Regions from separate parts of the Homo sapiens genome. Here region 1 is linked to region 2. Evidence: read pairs that join two places in POLR2A ChIA-PET (ENCODE). Cell type or tissue: B cell. All regions are shown on one strand. Links, peaks and the distances in the headings refer to the core of each region. The heading gives the core; the rest is flanking DNA. Region 1 overlaps ARHGEF2 (Rho/Rac guanine nucleotide exchange factor 2). Region 2 overlaps TRIM46 (tripartite motif containing 46).

The links. ChIA-PET counts read pairs that join two places held together with the same protein. Peaks named below come from ENCODE experiments on the same cell type or tissue, not always from the same donor. Only the 100,000 strongest peaks of a DNase experiment are listed, where the experiment ranks them.
Region 1: POLR2A ChIA-PET joins it to region 2 with 5 read pairs; 2 of 35 experiments call an interaction of 5 or more read pairs at or near these places.

The regions. Positions count from the first base shown.
Region 1 is chr1:155,944,076-155,951,482 of GRCh38, forward strand. It overlaps ARHGEF2 (Rho/Rac guanine nucleotide exchange factor 2), which reads right to left. Exons shown (of 22, transcript NM_001162383.2): 20 at 6,754-7,197; 21 at 6,224-6,407; 22 at 2,779-3,940. The coding sequence ends at 3,867. It overlaps MIR6738 (microRNA 6738), which reads right to left and starts at 7,261; the gene lies at 7,198-7,261. In B cell, for the core only: no CTCF peak of the experiment used is centred there; DNase peaks (open chromatin) are centred at 906, 1,166, 1,366 and 2,296; H3K4me3 peaks cover 1,136 bases; H3K27ac peaks cover 4,000 bases.
Region 2 is chr1:155,175,957-155,183,965 of GRCh38, forward strand. TRIM46 (tripartite motif containing 46) reads left to right here. Exons shown (of 10, transcript NM_025058.5): 3 at 1-275; 4 at 976-1,119; 5 at 1,239-1,334; 6 at 2,046-2,299; 7 at 2,536-2,657; 8 at 3,676-3,978; 9 at 5,896-6,193; 10 at 7,841-8,009. Among named protein-coding and RNA genes, the nearest start is that of TRIM46, 6.1 kb to the left of the region's middle. In B cell, for the core only: no CTCF peak of the experiment used is centred there; no DNase peak of the experiment used is centred there.

The DNA of each region.
Region 1 (7,407 bases), core at 630-4,629, 770 kb after region 2:
CCAAAGTGCTGGAGTTACAGGCGTGAGCCACCGCACCCGGTCGAGCTATTATTCTTACACCCTGTGTAAAATGGAGACAGAGAGATGGGAGGAAATAAGCGTGCAGCTGGGAGATGGGGATGGGGAACCATGTCTCAGCTGGAATGGTTGTATATGCTCTGAAGTGGGGTATAATGAAAGTCTCACATAAAGAACTCAGAGGTTGGCCCCTAAGCCCCTCTTGAAGGTGTGTTCTCCAGGACAGGGGTTCCTCTTTGGTTCCTGTATTGAGATGCATCAATGATAAAGGTTAGCCATCAGAAGGATTTTCTAGGAGGCAGCCCCTAGAAAGGAGGGAGGCAGAGGGAAGATGAGGTAGAGCTCCCACTTCCACTGCCCCCCCACCGCCCCCCGCCCCAAGCTCTCTGGCATGACTTGTAACCTATGAGGACGCAGGCTGCTCAGGCTCCTGGGGCAGCAGCTGGGAGCAGTGCCGCCTTATTAAGTGCAGAGCGCCCTGTGAAGGGGGAGGCCACAGTGCCTCCAGGTGCCCCCTGTCCCAGTTCCTTTAATTGCTGGGCAGAGGAGGCTCCAAAGAGGCACCCAATTCACAACAGATTAAGCAATGTGAAAGGAACTTAATTAGCCTCTTGTTTAATTTCCTCTTTTTGATGATGTTTAAACTAGTTCCAAAACTCCACGTCTATTCCTAGCCCATGCAGGCAATGGAAAATCCCTCACCACCTAAGCACCCATCTTCCCACCCCAGCAGCTCCCTCTGATGGCTTTGCTGGGCTCCGGATATTGGCTCCTCTGGGGGCATCTCTGCTTTATGGGCCCCAGAGGTAAATATTGACAAAGTGTACACAGGTCCAAGTTAGAGATGAACTGCATGCACAAAGACCTACTCTTGTGGGGGAGTGGAACGAGGAGGGTGCAGTGGAGGATGGAGAAGGGAGGGCTGGGCAGAGCAGGCGGCCTGGAGCTCCCCTTGGAACGGAGGGAAGGCAATGTTTTGGTGAGAACCTGGGCCCTGGCTCCCTGGAACACCAAGCCAAATGGCTTTGAAACTTCAGCAGGAGGGACAGAGGTTAAGACTGTGGGTTCCCAAAAGTGGGTTAGGGAGGGGACAGGGGACACAACGGTGAAAGATGTGAGGAAGAGGCCTAGCTCTCAGGAGTAGACACATCAGACAAATGCTTGTGCCCCATGTTCTGGGGCTGAAGGTGTGTGTGTGTGTGTGTGTGTGTGTGTGTGTGTGTGTGTGTGGAGGGGGTTGGTACGGGGTGGCAGAAGGGACAGCACTGCTTCAAAGAAAGCAGCGGGGGACTTCACACCCACTCTGGGCTGTGTCTCCAGGTTTCCATGTTCTCTGCTGACCAGCATCTCTCATTGGATCTGTGGGGCATTCTGGGAGAGCCTGCATTCCCCTTTCTTGGTGGTCTCTGCATGCTGTCTAATATCCTCACCCTACCCCCACCTACCTTCCTTCCCCACCTAAAGGTGCCACCCTCACAGCTCTGGGTCGGAGATACTTCCAGCTGACCTGGAAGACAGCTGCTGAGCCCTGTGTCCCTGTGTGTGAAATGTGAAGCCCTGGTGTTTTTTTTTTTTTCTTTTCTCCAGGCAGGGTCTTGCTCTGTCACCCAGGCTGGAGTGCTGGAGTGCAGTGGCACAATCTCGGCTCACTGCAACCTCTGCCTCCCGGGTTCAAGCAATTCTCCCACCTCAGCCTCCCAGGTAGCTGGGAATACAGGTGCCCGCCATCACGCCCGGCTAATTTTTGTATTTTTAGTAGAGATGGGGTTTCACCATGTTGGCCAGGCTGGTCTCGAACTCCTGGCCTCAAGTGATCCACCCAACTCAGCTTCCCAAAGTGCTGGGATTATAGGCGTGAGCCACTGCACCCAGCCAGCCCTGGTATTTTTAGGCAGAGTAGCCAAGAGAGAAAAGTGGTGGACTGGAACTAAGAAGGCCGGCCCCCTCCTGGCCTGGCAAGCTTCGTGCACCTAGGTTTCCCGGCCCATAAAATGAGAACAATTCCCCATTCTCAGGATCCCCGTAATGGCTGAGAAAGCACCTTGTAAAGGCTTGATGCTGGTGGATGAGAGTTACAGAAGGGGAGGGTGCTGGCTGCTCCCCCAGCCTGCTCCCCATGTGACTTCAATTCCTCTTTCTAGCTGAGGGCCTGAGCCCCCTTCTCCTGATCTGACCCCACAGGCTCCAACAGGGATGTGAATTCATACCAGCATTTATACAACCCTAGACTCTCACCTCCTCCCCTCCCCCACAGCCCCAAAGTAAGTACCAACTGGGAACAGGAAGTAAAACCAACTAAAACCAAGAACTGAAACCAGCTCATCTCTCACTGCCTCTCAAAGAGGGACAGTAAATGAGCAGCTCCTGTGACGGGTAACCCCAGGGCCCGACATCATGGAGATCAACAAGGGCCTAGTGGGGGATGGATCTGACAATGAATGACACTGGGGATGGGGGCAATAGGTGGAGGTGATTGCTGAGCATGGCATACAAATACGATGAACACACTTTTCCTGATACCGGAATTCCCAACATTGGAACCTGTGTGCCCCTTTGTTTTTATCCTTGTATTTGTGAATTAAAAAAACAAAAAAAAGATTTGCAGTGGTTACTTTTGTTAGTGCCCCCTCTCTTCAGTGAGGCAGAGGCTGTCCTTGCGGTGAGAGGAAAAGGCCCCTTTCAGAGGAACTTAGGTCACTGCCCGGCTCTCTACTACCATCCTCCTCAGAATTGGCAGACATTATGGAAGACAGTACCTTATGGAGTTCCAGGTTTTTAATTTTCCCTGAATTTTTTTTTTAAACAACAAAATTGGCAAGAAGAAAATTCTTCGACATTTGGGGGCTGGTCGACATTTGGGGGCAAGGGTTCCACTGAAAAATCCCCCAAATTCACGCTGAGGTTTCAGGTCATGGTTGCTGAGGTGGAAGATGAGGTCAGGGCTCTTGGAGATTTTCCAACCCACCCTAGAACTTGTTTCTAAATGGCTGGGGAAGAGGTCAGTATAGGTCCCCCCGTTACTGCAGATGAAGGCAGAAGTCATTCTCTCCCCCACCCCTCAACTTCTTCAGAGATGTGGAGATAGGAGGCTTCGATCTCTAATTGCCTACGATCTCTTAAAAATATAAAACACGTGCAGTTGACTTTGGTACAAAAAAGAAAACAAAAGAACAACAAAACATTCTGGTCCCTGTGGGTTTTTTCCCTCACCCCCAACAAACCATTATGGCCACCCCAACCTTTATTCCATCAACTCCAGGAAGCCAGGTTATCTCCCAGGGCTTCCATGAAGGACGGAGAAAGGGAGAACAGCAGTAAGAGGTTGAGGGGAGAGGAGAAAGGGACATGGCCCTGCCCACAGCCCTCCTTTATTTAAAGGGCAGTAGGGTGCTGTGGCTGCAGCCTCTCCTCCAAGACGGATGTTGCAGGGGAGGGCCGTTAGGGCAAGAACCCAGCAGCTGCGTGGATGAGCCTGAATATACCCCAGTAGTGTTCAAGGACAAGGCCCTCTGATCCCTATGGCTTGGTTCCCATGTCCCTGGTCCTTTAAATCTCCCCTCTCCCCCCATAACTAATAAACAATAAATAAATAAATTTTCCTAAAGTTGCGGGAAGAAGGCATGAACCACTGGCATCTGTGGTGTAGCTTTCGGATGTCCCAGGGGGTGTTGTGGCCTAATTCCCCTAGCTTCTTAAATGGCCCCAGGTATCCAAGGATCCCAAGAGCTGGCAAGGACAATTTGCAGTTCTTTCAAATGTTCCCTCATCATTGGCAAATTGGAGTCCCCAAGGTTAGCCCCCTCAGTAATGTTCTTCAGTGGGGCACGGGGCAGGGGGGAGGGGCCCCCTTAGCTCTCGGAGGCTACAGCCTCCCCGTCGCGGCTCTCCGTCTCCTCCGGGATGTCCTGCATTCTGGTAAAGTCTGAAGGGGGACAGGACAAAGCCAGTGAGTTAGCAGAGACTCCCATGAGGAACTGTACCCCTAGACTAATGCCTCCCCATCTGCAGGCTCAGGGGGCTCTGGGGCTGTGAAGGGATGACAGGGTTCTGTAAATTCTTGGGTGAGAGGAAAACCTTTGGCAACAAAGTAAGCAAGGTATCCATACCTAGGTACCGGATACACTTTTACAGTATCCAAAGATACAATTTGATTAGGAAAATACAAAATACTTTAAGGTTAAAGCTTTTGGTAATTTTTTATTTCATGAACCAACTGTAAAAACTTGAAGTTCTTTGAAACTTTTTTTACTTTAAAAACTGGCCCCATGGCTCGTGCTTATAATCCTAACACTTTGGGAGGCTAAGGTGGGAGAATCACTTAAGGCCAGGAGTTGGAGACCAGCCTGGCCAACATGGTGAAACCCCATCTCTACTAAAAATGCCAAAAATTAGCTATATGTGGTGGCATGCGCCTGTAATCCCAGCTACTCGGGAGGCTGAGGAACAAGAATTGCTTGAACTTGGGAGGTGGAAGTTGCAGTGAGCTGAGATTGTGCCACTACACTCCAGCCTGGGTGACAGAGCAAAACTGTCTCAAAAAAAACAAAACAAAACAAAACAAAAAACTATACCTTCCCAGGCACAGTGGTATGTACCTGTAGCCCCAGCTACTTGGGAGGATCACTTAAGCCCAGGAGTTTGAGTCCAGCCTCGGCAACAGCACAAGACCCTCTCTCTAACATAAAAAATTTTAGAGTGAGATCCTCTGTCTGGGTCTCCGGGTCTCTTTCTGTCGCCCAGGCTGGAGCAATCACGGAGTACTGTCAACTCAACCTGCTGGGCTCAAGTGATCCTCTCACCTCACTCTCACTCTCCGTAGCTAGGACTACAGGCTCACTCCACCACACCTGGCTAATTAAAAAAATTTTGGGGGACCAGGCACGGTGGCTCACACCTGTAATCCCAGCACTTTGGGAGGCCAATGTGGGTGAATCACCTGAGGCCAGGAGTTCGAGACCAGCCTGGCCAACATGGTGAAACCCCATCTCTACTAAAAAATACAAAAAAAATTAGCCAGGTGTGGTAGTGCATGCCTGTAAATCCCAGCTACTCGAGAGGCTGAGGCAGGAGAATCACTTGAACTCAGGAGGTGGAGGTTGCAGTGAGCTGAGATTGTGCCACTGCACTCCAGCCTGGGTGACAGAGTGAGACTCCATCTTAAATAAATAAATAAATAAAATAAAATAAAATAAAATAAAATAAAATAGACCGGGTGCAGTGGCTCACATCTGTAATCCCAGCACTTTGGGAGGCCAAGGCAGGCGGATCATGAGGTCAAGAGATTGAGACCAGACTGGGCAACATGGTGAAACCCTATCTCTTCTAAAAATACAAAAATTAGCTGGGCGTGGAGGCATGTGCCTGTAGTCCCAGCTACTCGGGAGTCTGAGGCAGGAGAATCACTTGGACCTGGGAGGCGGAGGTTGCAGTAAGCGGAGATCTCACTACTGTACTCCAGCCTGGCGACAGAGTGAGAATTCCATCTCAAAAAAAAAAAAAATTTAGCCAGGCGTGGTGGCTCATGCCTGTAATCCCGACACTCTGGGAGGCCAAGACAGGTGGATCGCGAGGTCAGCCGTTCAAGACCAACCTGGCCAACATAGTGAAACCCCATTTCTACTAAAAATACAAAAATTAGCTGGGCGTGGCGGTGGGCGCCTGTAATCCTAGCTACTTGGGAGGCTGAGGCAGGAGAATCGCTTGAACCTGGAAGGCAGAGGTTGCAGTGAGCCAAGATCACGCCACTGCACTCCAGCCCAGGCAACAGTGCAAGACTCCATCTCAAAAAATAATAATGAAATAAATTAATTAAATAAAATAAAAAAATAAATAAATGAATTTTTTTTTGTAGAGAAGGTGGGTCTCACTATGTTGCCCAGGCTGGCCTCAAAATTCTGAGCTCAAGCGATCCTCCTGCCTTGGCCTCCCAAAGTGTTAGGATTACAGGCCTGAGCCGCCATGCCTTTTTAAAAAAGAATCTGTTTTTACTTCTAAAGGTTGGGAATCACCAACCAGTTGGAGGAGAGAGGCCCCTCCTGCTTCCTAGACTTCCACCACCCATTCATCATCAGACAAAACAGGAAGTCCCTCCCTAGAGTTACTACAAGCCTCACAGGTCAGTTAGGGCCCATTTGGAAGCCACAGCCCAATGGCCTGTACCCAGGCTGCACTCTACCTCTGGTCCATGTCTCCGCCAGGGTCTCACCTCGTGGACTGTGGGGCGGAGACAGACGGCTGCTACCTTCCTCCTCGCTGCCAGTGTCAGGGTCACTGCTGTCTTGCAGCCGCTCTTCGGGGCTCCCCAGTTCCTGCCTCTCTCGGTCCTCAAAGTTTCGATGGACAGAGCGAGTAGTGACAGGTAGATCCAGGCGGTCAGTGCCTCGGCTGGGCTGTGGACAGTGGGCAGGAAGAACAGCAGGTCAGGGACTGAGTAGTGTGAAGATTGGAGGTTCTGCTTGGCTGAAGGCAGCAGCTCTCCCCCCTGGGGCTCACCCATGAGTCCCCTTCAGGAGATCCACCACCAACTGGCCTCTTTCAGCACCACGACCCGAGTTAATTTCCTCCACCCCTGCACCCATCTACATTTCTTTTCAGTTCTCCAACCAGTATCTCAATATCCTTCAAGTCAGTTGACTGATTGCATTTGGGCTCAAATCCCCAATGGCCCAATTTCTTTCGGGCTCCATGGACCCTTATGTCCACCCCAGGTCCATTCACCACTGCAGGCCACCTTACCTGTGGGGGGTTGAAACTCAAGTACAGGGCATCGCCTGCGGGGAGGCTGCGCCGCCGAGGATCCACAGGTCTGCGGGCCCAGGGGGCCTCAGCTGGGAGTGGCTCGGTCTGGCCCAGGGCGGCCAGCTGCCTTCGAGCCTCTTCGGCCTCACGCTCCAGCAGTGCCCGGGCCTGCTCACTCTCCCGGAGCCGGGCCTCCAGGCTGCCAGCTTCGGTTGCCCGTTCTTCACCTAGCCGCCGGCAGCGCCGTAGCTCCTCCTGCAGCAGCGCATGTTGCCGCTGCAGTAATGCCAGTTCCGTGGCCTGCTTTTCAGGGGCCACAGGGGCAGCCCCAGCCCTGCCAGCCTCCCCATCCCGAGAGTTGGCTCGGCACAGCTTCTCCCGCCGCTCAGGGCCCTCAGGGAACCGGGCTTCCATCAGAGTGTCCTGCTGGGCCACAGCTGCCTGGGAGTAGAATGCAGGCAGAAGGGTTTATCAGAACCCCTGTGCTCTTCTACCCCTCGCCTTCACCCTCCAAGGCCCAGATCATCGCTCCTGGAGAGCTTGGATTGGGAGGGTATTTAGAAAGGCCTGTTGGGATGACCATGCCCCACCTAAACAGGCATCTCTAGCCTGGCTCCTCCCCTTCCCCATTCAAGCCCTTGTCCTACTGAC
Region 2 (8,009 bases), core at 1,355-5,354:
CCTGCCAAGGTGATGTGGAGCTTGGGGAGCGGGGTCTGGCAGGGCTTTTCCGGAACCTGACCCTGGAGCGTGTGGTGGAGCGGTACCGCCAGAGTGTGAGTGTGGGAGGTGCCATCCTGTGCCAGTTGTGCAAGCCCCCACCACTAGAGGCCACCAAGGGCTGCACAGAGTGCCGCGCCACCTTCTGCAATGAGTGCTTCAAGCTCTTCCACCCCTGGGGCACCCAGAAGGCCCAGCATGAGCCCACCCTGCCTACCCTCTCCTTCCGACCCAAGGTGAGCCAGCCCTTCCAAGGCCTGGGGAGGGAGGGACATGCTGCTGCAGGTGGGTGGGGGTGCCTGGCATTGTGGGTTTCCAAAAGGAAGTGGGAAGGGTTTTCCAATGCTAAGCACCTATCTCTGTAATCTGTCACAAAGTCACTGGACAAATCATTCAACAACTTTGGGCCTCCATCTCATTTACATCCCTGTAGGGGGATGGTAGTATCTGCCCTGCAATGTCCATACCTAAAGGGTTGCTGAGAGGATGGTGTGAGATAATGTTTGTTCACTAAAAAGTGTTACCTGCACACTGAAAAGGTCTGTGTGCATTCACTCACTGAACAAATATTTATTGAGCACCTATGTGCATGGTGCTATTCTAGGTGTTGGAGATACAGCAGTAAACAAGATGGACAAGGTTAATTATTAACTACCAGGCAAAGATTAATTGGCATCATTATTACTGTTATTACCATATATCCCAATGAGAGAGATGAAGGGAGGTGCAATGCTGGTGAAATGGGCACCGCCCGGAGACTGCAGGAAAGGCTCTTTGATGCCAGTATGTACCACCAGGTGGCACTGTGGAGCACCACCAGCGGATGTCTCCACTCCCATCTTGCCAGTGGAGGAGGGCACCAAACTGCTGTAGTGGTAGCATAGCACCCTTACCCACACCATTGTCTGACCATCACATTGTTCTTTGTGTCCCTAGGGCCTTATGTGCCCAGACCACAAGGAAGAGGTGACCCACTACTGCAAGACATGCCAACGCCTGGTATGTCAACTCTGCCGGGTGCGGCGCACCCACAGCGGGCACAAGATCACACCAGTGCTCAGTGCCTACCAGGCCCTCAAGGTAAGGACCCCCCTTATCCAACCCTAGTGCTAACTCACACTCTTACCCTCTTGCACCTCCTCCCAACTGCTGGCTTCTGCAGAGCTGGGCTTGATGCCCACCTCTTTCTTCCCCCTCAGGACAAGCTGACAAAGAGCCTGACATACATCCTGGGAAACCAGGACACGGTACAGACCCAGATCTGTGAGCTGGAGGAGGCCGTGAGGCACACCGAGGTGAGGGAGGGCACAGAGGTAGGCCCTGGGCCCTGCCTGGGAGTAGGGGCAGGAAGGGGGTGTGGGTGATCATGACCCAATCACCTTGTTGCTAGCTCAGGAAGCCCGTGAGGTGTCCAGGTTCTGGTTAAACCAGGTTTGCAGGAACACCAGTGCCCCAGGCCAGGCTGTACCTGGGCTGCAGGAGGGGGCAGGGTGGCTATAGCTCAGGAGAGTGCTCGAAAAACCCCATGCATAGCTCAAAAAACCCCACGCGTAGCTCAGATGCTCTCAGGCTCAGGTGCCTACCGAGGATGTCACGCATTCCCAGTGCTAGAGTGAGGTGATGACTGATACCTTCTGCCAGGTTGCTTGAGCTGGCTGACATGGGGATGGACAACTAAGGATGGCATAGATGCCAGTGGACATTAATTAGTGCAGTCCAAGTGGACATTAGGGTAGCCATGGCCTCGTTCATTTGGATGAGTCACTAAGGGGCAGAGATTATGATGTGGGGTTCCGGGAAGGTTGGCACAAATGACCAGGAGTTGAGTCCATCTAGAGGTGCCTTTGCAGCCATGAGCCCAGGCCCTGTAGGAATGGGTGAGTAGGATTTCCCCAGATCCCTTGTGACCTTAGCCATGCTGTGGCATCCAAGGAGGCCAGCACAAGTGCTGCCTCCAAAAAGAAGATAGTAAGTCACGCATCCTTTGGGTGTTGCTCCCTGGGCAGGTGAGTGGTCAGCAGGCCAAGGAGGAGGTGTCGCAGCTGGTGCGGGGGCTGGGGGCTGTGCTGGAGGAGAAGCGGGCATCACTGCTTCAGGCCATTGAAGAATGCCAGCAGGAGCGGCTGGCCCGTCTCAGCGCCCAGATCCAGGAGCACCGGAGCCTGCTGGATGGCTCAGGTCTGGTGGGCTATGCCCAGGAAGTACTTAAGGAAACAGACCAGCCTTGCTTTGTGCAAGCCGCCAAGCAGCTGCACAACAGGTACTCAGGGGCATGGGCTCCTAGGGGGGCAGGGACATCATGGATGTGACCAACATCTAGGACAATGTCTACAGTACTGCCAGGTGGAGAACTGGCATTCTAAGGATTCTCATGAGGCCAAACTGATACCAGCTCCCAAAGCAGTTCCCAAGGCTCTAGGGGCAAGCAAGACAGAATTGAGGGGAAGGGAGACTGCCCACATGGCAGTGCCTGACCCTTTCTTGCCCCCATCCCAGGATTGCCCGAGCCACTGAAGCCCTCCAGACATTCCGGCCAGCTGCCAGCTCCTCCTTCCGCCATTGCCAGCTCGACGTGGGACGTGAGATGAAGCTGCTGACAGAGCTTAACTTCCTGCGAGGTAAGGAGATGGCCAGGCCCCATGCCCAACCAGAGCCTTCTTCCCTTCCTCCCCAGCAGCGGGCCCGGGGGGCAGTGCCTACCGGGGACCTCCCCGGCCTCCTGCCCGGCCTGGCCAGCCATTCCTCCCACCCAGCCCACCCTGCCACACCGTCCTACCGCGCTCAGCGCTGCTTCTCCCTCTCTTTGTTTGTAGGCTGTGGCCACCGCGGACTCTGCTCCGGAGCACCCCAGGCAAGTCAGCGGCCCTGCCCCGGGGGCCCTGCCCGCCGCCGGGCCCCCTTCCCACCCCGCTGCTCCCACGCATCTCAGCCAACCACTCATTGCTTCCTTCTCTTTCCTGCCTTGCCCCGACCTCGTGGTCCTCCCACTGGACCAATGCCCTGTCTCCCTTCTGCCTTCTTCAGGCGCTTGCGTAATCCTGGCCCTTCTGACCTTTTGTCCTTGTGACCCTTGCCCTCTGGCCTTGCACTTCCTTTCCCTTGACCTCCAACCCCTGCCCTCAGCTTTTGCTGTCCCTCTGTTGTCCCCACTTTCCACCTCGCTGCCTCCTAAATCTCTCTTCTGAGCCTGGTCCCCTTCCTTCCTGCTCAGCGCCCTCTTGCCTGTGGGCTCCAGTGGCCTTTGCCTGCCCCTCCCTGGGGCTCCTCTTAATTCATAGAATAACTGAGCTGCAAGGGCCCCCAGAACTTACCTGATCTGATACCCTCATTTGACAGGGGAGGAAACTGAGGCCCAGAAAGGGGAAGTGACTTATTCCAGGCCAGAGTGAGGTAGCAGCAGCCCAGAACTAGCACACAGGTGTCCTGACCCCCAGCCCAGCGCTTTCCTGCCTCGTTCTCTCTTGGGCCCTGCCCTACCCCTCCTGTGCCCAGTTCCCAGATGAGCCCTTCCCCAGCTCCCTCTCACCCACACTCACCCCCCCGGCTCCCGCTGCTTTCCCTTTTCCTGCCTGCCCCTGCCCTCCATGCCAGGCCAGTGGCCAGGCCCTGACTGACACCCGCTGTCTCTTCCAACAGTGCCTGAGGCCCCCGTCATTGACACCCAGCGCACCTTTGCCTATGATCAGATCTTCCTGTGCTGGCGGCTGCCCCCCCATTCACCACCTGCCTGGCACTATACCGTTGAGTTCCGGCGCACGGATGTGCCTGCTCAGCCAGGCCCCACCCGCTGGCAGCGGCGGGAGGAGGTGAGGGGCACCAGTGCCCTGCTTGAGAACCCCGACACGGGCTCTGTGTATGTGCTGCGTGTCCGCGGCTGCAACAAGGCCGGCTACGGCGAATACAGTGAAGATGTGCACCTGCACACGCCCCCGGCACCTGGTGAGTGGGCAGGCACAGGTGGTCGTGCAAAGGGCATGGGGTATGCCAGGGCCTAGGCCCTGACGGTTGGTTCCGGTGGCCGCTAGAGAGGCCATATAACATAGTAGGTCTCACACACACTAGCTCTGGAGCTAGACTGCTTGGGTTCAAATCCCAGCTCTGCCTCTTGCCAACTGTGTGGGTGGCTTCTGGCAAGTTTTTACCCTCTCTGAACTTCAGAGTCCTTTTCTGTAGGGATAACGATAATACTGGCCAGGTGCAGCGGCTCATGCCTGTAATCCTAGCACTTTGGGAGGCCAAGGAGGGAGGATTGCTTGAGGCCAGGAGTTCAAGACCAACCTGGCCAACACAGCGAGACCCGATCTCTAAAAAAATAAATAGGCCAGGCGAGGTAGCTCATGCCTGTAATCCCAGCACTTTGGGAGGCCGAGGCGGGCGGATCACAAGGTCAAGAGTTTGAGACCAGCCTGGCCAACATGGTGAAACCCCGTCTCTACTAGGAATACAAAACTTAGCCAGGCGTGGTGGTGCGTGCCTACAATTCCAGCTACTCGGGAGGCTGAGGTAGGAGAATCGCTTGAACCTGGGAGGCGGAGGTTGCAGTGAGCTGAGATCGCGCCACTGGACTCCAGCCTGGACAACAGAGCAAGACTCCGACGTCTCGGAAAAATAAATAAATAAATAAATAAATAAAGGCCAGGCAAGGTGGCTCACACCTGTAATCCCAGCACTTTGGGAGGCCAAGGTGGGTGGATCCCCTGAGGTTGGGAGTTTGAGACCAGCCTGACCAACATGGAGAAACCCCATCTCTACTAAAAATACAACATTAGCTGGGTGTGGTGGCGCATGCCTGTAATCCCAGCTACTTGGGAGGCTGAGGCAGGAGAATTGCTTGAACCCAGGAGGCGGAGGTTGCGGTGAGCCGAGATCGCGCCATTGCACTTCAGCCTGAGCAACAAGAGTGAAACTCTGTCTCAATAAATAAGTAAATAAAATACGTAAAAAATAAATTATTTTTGGCTGGGCACAGTGGCTCACGCCTGTAATCCCAGCACTTTGGGAGGCCGAGGTGGATGGATCACGAGGTCAGGCGTTCAAGACCAGCCTGGCCAACATAGTGAAACCCCGTCTCTACTAAAAATGAAAATGAAAATAATTAGCTGGGTGTGGTTGCAGGCGCCTGTAATCCCAGCTACTTGGAAGGCTGAGGCAGGAGAATGGCTTGAACCTGGGAGGCAGGGGTTGCAGTGAGCCAAGATTGCGCCACTGCACTCCAGCCTGGGGAACAGTGTGAGACTCCGTCTCAAAAACATATATATATTTTTAAAAAATGATAATGCTTACCTCATAGAGTTGCAAGAATTCAACTGGTTTGAGACGATCAATGGGAGTCTGAGTACAGTGTCCGGCTCATGGTTAGGGCTCAAGAATGTTACTAAAGTGACTAGAAAATAGTTCGGACTCCAGGGGGTGGGCATAAGAGGGAAGCCTTGCCACCCAAATAGGGGCTGGGTATAAGGGCCAGGTGTGAACCCAGAGTATGGGCTGGAAGGCACAGATTGATGGTGATGGGAATGTCACCAGGTGGAACAGAATAGTGGGAACTGTCCATGGGGCTGGCCACAAGTAAGGGGTTCGAGGGAGCCCCATGAGTCAGCCAGGTCCGGAGCACTGACTTCTGTGCCCACTGCCATCACAAAAACTCTCTGGGGTCCCACGCCCATTTGGAATGCCCCCTTCTTTTTTCCTCATGCCCCCCATTCCAGTTTCCCATGTCCTGTTCTCCTGAACCCCCTGCCTGTTCCTGGTGACTGAACCCCCTTGCAACGCGTTCCCTGTTCTGCAGTCTCACAGCCCCCAGTGCCAGTGTTTGTCCCTGAAGTTCTTGCTCCATCTCAACCCTCTCCCTCCTTCCAGTCCTGCACTTCTTCCTCGATAGCCGCTGGGGCGCAAGCCGAGAGCGGCTGGCTATCAGCAAGGACCAGCGAGCAGTACGGAGTGTTCCAGGGCTGCCCCTGCTGCTGGCTGCTGACCGGCTGCTGACCGGCTGCCACCTGAGTGTGGATGTGGTCCTGGGCGACGTGGCTGTGACCCAGGGCCGCAGCTACTGGGCCTGCGCCGTAGACCCAGCCTCCTACTTGGTCAAGGTGGGCGTCGGGCTGGAGAGCAAGCTTCAAGAAAGTTTCCAGGGTGCCCCCGATGTGATCAGCCCCAGGTCAGACCCCTCTGGAAGGGATGGGGTGTGGGGGTCCTGGTGGGAGTGAGGGGCACAGAAGGGGTGGCAAGTGGAGCACAGACTTGCTAGGGTGGGGCTGGGAGGGGATTAGGAGGAAGTAGTAGGAGCCTGGAAGCCAGGCTGGGAGGCCTGTGTCCAGGAGACGCATGGGCTCAGCAAAAGGGCTTTTGAGGACTGATTTTCAGAGCATGTCGTGTGGTCAGGGAAAGGGATGATAGAAGAGGGAGCCATCTCTGCTTCCTTCCAACCATCTGTCACTCTGGATCAACACACCATCTCTCCAAGCATCTGTGTCCTTTCTTCCTAACACTCCATTTCCAACATACCTTCTCCATAAAACCTTTGCTCTCCAAGACCTCCTTCACCCGTATCTTAAAATTCTTCCCTTAGCCGGATGCGGTGGCTCACGCCTGTAATCCCAGCACTTTGGGAGGCTGAGGCAGGCAAATCACTGGAGGTCGAGAGTTCGAGACCAGCTTGACCAACATGGAGTGACCCCATCTCTACTAAAAATACAAAAAAAATAGCTGGGCGTGGTAGCGCATGCCTGTAACCCCGGCTACTCGTGAGGCTGAGGCAGGAGAATCACTTGAACCCGGGAGGTGGAGGTTGCGGTGAGCCAAGATTGTGTCATTGCACTGCAGCCTGGGCGACAAAAGCAAAACTCCTTCTCAAAAAAAAAAAAAAAAAAATTCTTCCCTTAAACATCCCACCTCCATAACCCTCCTCTCCCCAACTCCCTGTTTTTTTTTTTTTTTGAAATGGAGTCTCGCTCTGTCGCTCAGGCTGGAGTCTAGCGGCGCGATCTCCGCTCACTGCAAGCTCCACCTCCCGGGTTCACACCATTCTCCTGCCTCAGCCTCCCGAGTAGCTGGGACTACAGGCACCCGCCACCATGCCCAGCTAATTTTTTGTATTTTTAGTAGAGACGGGCTTTCACCGTGTTAGCCAGGATGGTCTCAATCTCCTGACCTCGTGATCCGCCCACCTTGGCCTCCCAAAGTGCTGGGATTACAGGCGTGAGCCACTGTGCCTGGCCCCAACTCCCTATTTAACACCCTCCCACTAATGCTTTGCATCCTAAGCCTTCTCCCCAGCACTCTATCCCCCAACACCTTATTTCTTCAAAATGCTTTCTCCCCAACACAAACCCCTCCTAAACCCCATTGTCCCCAACCCCGCATACCTCTAACACCCTTCATTTGTGACACCAATCCACCCTCATCTCTCTCCCGACACCCACCTTCCCAACATCCTTTCTCTTCTTAGTCACTAATCTCGGATTCTTCCAATGTCCTCTAATCCTCAGAACCATCTCCCCAGCATGATTTCCCCAAGACCATTTTTCTCAATGCCTTTCCGCGGGCTATACCAATGCCATGTCTTTCCTGTCCGCCTGCCCCTCTCTTGCCAATGTGCTTTCCTCTCAGTGCTCTCTTTCCACCAAACCCAAACCCCTGACCCTATACTCTAACCCCTGCCTCTTCAGCGTTTTCTTCTCAACACCCAAAATCCATCCCTTCAACCTCTTGCTCCTTAACATTCCATCCTTCCAGCGTCTCCCTCTGGTACCTCATCCGTCACTCCATCCCTCAACAATCTCGTCCCCAACACCCGCTTCTGCAGGTACGACCCGGACAGCGGGCACGACAGCGGTGCCGAGGATGCCACAGTGGAGGCGTCGCCACCCTTCGCTTTCCTAACCATTGGCATGGGCAAGATCCTGCTGGGGTCGGGGGCAAGCTCAAACGCAGGGCTGACAGGGAGGGATGGCCCCACAGCCGGCTGCACAGTG